Regions from separate parts of the Homo sapiens genome. Here region 2 is linked to region 1. A link is a contact called in ENCODE Hi-C or POLR2A ChIA-PET data. All regions are on one chromosome and are shown on one strand. Each heading gives the region's core, a stretch centred on a gene start or an enhancer-like site at or near the end of the contact. The rest is flanking DNA. Distances are from core to core; before and after follow the strand shown. Region 1 holds the start of KCNG3 (potassium voltage-gated channel modifier subfamily G member 3). Region 2 has its middle 60 kb from the start of COX7A2L.

What was found. Hi-C counts contacts between places; a loop is a spot of excess contacts on that map. ChIA-PET counts read pairs that join two places held with the same protein, here RNA polymerase II (POLR2A). Pooled maps may share reads with other maps.
Region 2: a pooled map shows a loop between it and region 1 (7-fold over the local background). The contact joins the enhancer-like site here to the promoter of KCNG3 in region 1. A Hi-C loop is called at or near these places in 4 of 50 pooled maps. POLR2A ChIA-PET finds 5 or more read pairs at or near these places in 2 of 52 experiments (AG04450 and activated B cell).

The regions. Positions count from the first base shown.
Region 1 is chr2:42,492,690-42,495,245 of GRCh38, forward strand. KCNG3 (potassium voltage-gated channel modifier subfamily G member 3) reads right to left here and starts at 1,293. Exons shown (of 2, transcript NM_133329.6): 1 at 148-1,293. The coding sequence starts at 812. It also overlaps a transcript of MTA3 not described here. RefSeq lists enhancers at 1-237, 238-995, 2,320-2,556 and silencers at 1,076-1,165, 1,346-1,395, 1,486-1,565.
Region 2 is chr2:42,419,682-42,422,237 of GRCh38, forward strand. It overlaps a transcript of KCNG3 not described here. Among named protein-coding and RNA genes, the nearest start is that of COX7A2L, 60 kb to the left of the region's middle. Within about 2 kb of position 1,275, at least 5 of the 41 ENCODE cell types and tissues checked have a DNase peak (open chromatin) inside an H3K27ac peak, as active enhancers do.

The DNA.
Region 1 (2,556 bases), core at 43-2,542:
CCGTAGTTGGCCGCGCCTGGGCCTCGCTGGGCGCGCACCCCGCTGGCTCGGTCGCCCGGAGGCGGACAGGACGGAGACGGGACGTATGGACGGGACGGACAGACGCGACAGGACGGACGGGACGGGTAGAGAAGCAGTGCGTCCTACCCGGAGGGCTCCCTCCCAGGGCCGGCGGAGTACCTGCTCCGGTCATCCAGGCTGCGGTTGTCGGCGGCTGCGTTGCGCCAGTCGGGCAACGTGCTGGCGCACAGCACCACCATGGACACGATCACGAACACCACCGACACGCTAGCCAGGATCTGCGCGGCCAGCGACGACGTGGGCTCCTCGAAGGTCCGCCGCATGCGCTCCAGCCAGCGCCTGGAGGGAGCCGCCTCGGCCCCGCCGGGGCGCGCCTCGTCGCGGCCCAGCACGCCCGGCTCGTCGGCCGAGTAGAAGGTGTAGGTGTCGGACATGCGGTCGTCGAGGCGGCGCTGGCAGCAGTACTCGAGGTGCGCGCCCTCCAGGCCCCAGTAGATCATCTCGTTGTAGAAGGAGAGCTCGCACATCCGCGGCGCGAAGCGCAGCTTGCCGTGGCCGCGCACGTAGAGCAGGATGAAGCCGAAGGCCTCCGAGTGCCGGTCGAAGAAGTACTCGTTGCGCTCGCGGTCGTAGTCGTCGCACACCTCGAGCACGTCGCGCTCGGAGCGGCAGCCGTGCAGCCGGCTCACGCGGCGCAGCGGGAAGTCCTTCAGCAGCTCCCGGGACAGCGAATACCGGGCGCCGCCCACGTTCAGCACCACCGAGGCCGCCCCGCTGCGCCCGAAGGTCATGGCTGGCCGCCCGGGGGACTTTCGGCCCGAGGGCCCCGCTGCAGCCCCCCACCCCAAGCCGCCACGCGGGGCCTGCCTGCCCGTGGCTGACGGGGGAGCGCGCCGTCGGGGCCCGCGCTCCCTCGGGGCTCCGCTCCTGCCCTCCGCTGGCCCGGGGGTCCCTGGGCTCGAGTATCTCCGGCGCTGCTAGTAGCGCGCCCTCCGCCCGGCGGTACCTGCGGGTGGCCGGGGAGTCCTCGCCGGCGCCAGCGCTGAGCCCCACCGGCTGGGAACGCGGCTGTGTCCGCGCCGCCGACCCTCGCGCCCGAGGGCTGCGCACACCGAGGCCGCGGTGCCCTCTCCCAAGCCGCGGGGCCGACCCCCTGAGGGCTGCGGGCGCCGAATGGAGCCGCCGGGGCGGAATAGCTCCCCGTCTCCGGCGCTCCCTGCGGCCGCGAATCCGGCGGCCGCCCCGCCGCCGTCCAGAGGCGAGAGGCAAAGTGAGCGGGTTCGGAGGCGGCGAAGAGCCGGCTCGCGGCGGCGGGGGCGGGGCCTCTGTGCAGTCCTCCTCCTCGCCCGCCGGCTCCGCGCGCGCCGCTCACCTCCCTCCGCGCCGCCCTCCGCTTCCCGCCCGCGCCCGCACCTCCCCGGCTTGCTCGGGCTGGGATTCCCGGGCGCCCCGCCCTGGACCTCGGGCTCCCCGCCTCGTGACGCCGTCCTCCCCCTCCGCTCCGGCCCGTAGTGGCGGGGAGGGGTCCGCAGGGCGGGGGAGCGGGGAGCCCAGCGCCGGGATGCCTGCTCCCGCGTCCTGCCCTGGGCCATCGGGATGAATTGGGCAGTCCCCAGGGCCCCTTTTAACAGCCCTGGTTCAAAGCCCAGTGTGGACTCGGGTGCGGGGACAGACGGCGTTTGGAGAGCTTTTTCCAGAAACTGTCCGGAGCCCAGCTCGGGTTCTGACATCGCCCCTAAGGATTTCTCAGGGAAGGCATCCCAGCCACGGCTTTTCCTGCCGACTTTGCTCTTCCTACCGCCGCGCGGGGCGACCCACGTACCGCGTGCTCAGAGGGCGGCTACACGCCCCATCCCCCAGCCTCGGTGCCGCCTGCCAGCCCGCGGAGGGAAGCGGTCCCCGACCCGGCCCCGGCCCCCACGTTCTGGGGCGCGAGTCCTGAGAAGGCGCCTAACGTGTAGCGCGCCTGGACCCTCTCGAGATGCTGCCCTTAGAGTGGGATGAAAGTCTGGGGAGGAACGCCTTGTCACCGGCAAAAACAGCCTTTCTCTTGGTCTTCGTCTGCATCCTCCTTTTCAAAATATCTTGATTTCCCCCGCGCACCCCTGACCCGGCTGCAGCACCGGCCCTCCGAGCGGGAAGAGCCCCGTGAAGGCTCCGCAGAGCGATCTACCCCGCGCTCTTGTCCGTGCCCAGAAAGCGGGTTCCACTTGGCAGGGATTATTTTAAACTGCTACCAGCAATTCATTCACCTGACACCCGACACCGGCAGCCCAGCCCGCCGGAGGCGAGACAGGTGAGTTGTAAGGCGAACCGTGTTAGATGCAAAACAAATACTAGAAGAAAAAAATAAGGGTGGGGTAGGGTGAGATGCGGTCATCTGACCACAGGGTAACCTGGCTGGTTAAAGGGAAGAGTTTTTCATTGCCCTCTACTTTTCGTAATTTTGTAGGATTGTCCGGTGCCCGCTAGAGGTCGCCAAACGGAGTCCTTTTGCGCTGGTTCTTAAGTGGATTCCTAGTGAAAAGGCAGACA
Region 2 (2,556 bases), core at 25-2,524, 73 kb before region 1:
TTCAGCCTTCTGATTAAAAGTAAGATCATCTACTTATTTCATGTTCTGGCTCTGTAGACATAACTTCAACAGAATAAAATAACTATCCAAAACTAACAAACAGCAGCAATGAGGAGACAACAGGTCATGTGCATCAGGGTTAAATCGCAGAACTGATTTCAAGGCCAGCACTACTAGCAAGAGAGCAGAGACTGCCGGTCAGTCTGTAACCAGAGATTTCCACACTACTATCTGCATAATCTACATAAAATGAGGACCCAGCTGGGCACGGTGGCTCATGCCTGTAATCCCAGCACTTTGGGAGGCTGAGGCGGGCAGATCACCTGAGGTCAGGAGCTCGAGGCCAGCCTGGCCAACATGGTGAAAACCCTATCTCTACTAAAAATACAAAAATTAGCCGGGCATGGTGGCGGGCCCCTATAATCCCAACTACTCAGGAGGCTGAGGCAGGAGAATCGCTTGAACCCGGGAAGCAGAGGTTGCAATGAGCTGAGATCACACCATTGAACTCCAGTCTGGGTGACGAGTGAAAAGAGCGAAACTCCGTCTCAAAAAATAAAAAATAAAAATAAAATAAAAGAGGACTCAGTGTTAGAACATCTATGTTTGAATTGCAGCTGTGCTACAAAGAGCTAGTGTGCTTTTGGACAAGTTACTTAACTACCCTGAGACAGTTTCTTCATCTGTAAGAGGGGGTTAATAATAACTACCTTACAGAATTAATGCAAAGACTATGCAGTATCACATGAGTGGAAGTGCACTAGAAAGGCTAGTCATCATTGCCCTTCCTCAACCTCCTTGGCACTTGATTCAGATTCCAACAGGGGGCCGGGTGAGATGGCTCATGTCTGTAATCCCAGCACTTTGGGAGGCCGAGGCAGGTGGATCACCTGAAGTCAGGAGTTTCAGACCAGCCTGACCAACACGATGAAACCCCATCTCTACTAAAAATACATAATTAGCCGGACGTGGTGGCACATGCCTGTAATCCCAGCTACTCGGGAGGCTGAGGCAGGGAGAATCACTTGAACTCAGGAGGCGGAGGTTGCAGTGAGCCGAGATCATGCCATTGCACTCCAGACTGGGTAACAAGAGCAAAACTCTGTCTCAAAAGAAAAAAAAAGAAAAAAGAAACCAACAGGGCCAGCACTCTCAGTGACAAATCATTCTGACCTCTCCAACAACCTATCAGTTTAGACATATTGACCATTTAAAAAAATTGAATTGACCAATTTCTTCAATCTAAGTTCCAGGTTGTATCCTTAGCCCAGACCACCCATTGCTCAACTGTATGTTGTTAGAAACAAAAAGGGCAGCTTTATGAGTAAGAATGACTCACCATAAAACGCTACCACACAAAAATGACTCAATGAGAGTAGAACACAAATCATGAAACAATAGTATAAACTGATCTCATTTTTGAGATGTTTTATCTTGATATACAGACATATTCACAGGGAAAAAGCACAAAAGGAAATATGCCAAAATGTTAAAAATGATTACTTGAATTTATGTGTTCATTCGACATTTACTGAGCAACAATTATGTGCTGGCCTCTGTGCTAAGTGTTGGGGATACAGTAATTAATCACACATATAAGGCTGCTGTTCTGGTAAAGCATTTATAATTCAGAAGTGACAATAATAAAGAAAGATCAACAGGATGAGAGAAGATGAACCTAATCTATTATAGGGTTCAGTCAACAAGTCCCCAAGAAAGGAACGTTTAAACTAAGACCTAAAGGATAATCAGGAGTGAGTCAAACAGCAGAGCAGGATCGTGGAAATAGCATGACAGATTACTTTTATTTTCTTCTTTTTTATTATCTATAATTTATTTATTTTTTCTTAATGAACAAGAGTTCTTATTGTTCTGTTGGTAATATCTTCCTACTCTAAGGCCTAATATGTTTTTCTGATCATATCAAAATTTTCAGTCAATTTCTCAGTGTTTATTTGGGGCCAGCTGTGGGCCCCATACCCTCCTAGTCACTAGGAGTTGCAAATGGAGAACAGAGCAAAATACCTCAGAATCTTAGAATTGGGGAAAAAACCCAGAGAAAACATCAACAAATTATCTTAGTCAAGAAACAGACCCAGAGAGATGAAGCATTTTATCCAGGACCACAGCAGAAGAGCAGTCAGCCCCACACAGTGGACAAATGCTTTAACAAGTTTGTTTTCTGTTTCCTCTTTAAACTACCAATCCAATATGCGTTTTTTTAATCTGGTTGGTTAGTAACTAAAAGTGATTGTAACATATAGTCATTGGTAACCAAGATGTTATTACAAGAGACACAGTGAGAAGCCATTGTTAATCTGTTGCATTAAGAAAATAATGTAATGAAGTAAAAGCCAGAGTTTATGAGGGTGTGGTAAAACCAGAAAACAATTTAATGAGGTAAAAGCCAATGTTTATGAGGGTGTGGTAAAACCGACAGTATCAAACATTACCAATTGCTACGGTTTGAATTTGTCCCCCAAAGTTTATGTGTTGGAAAGTTAATCCTCAGTGTAACAGTGTTGAGAGGTGGGACCTTTAAGGGGTGATTAGGAC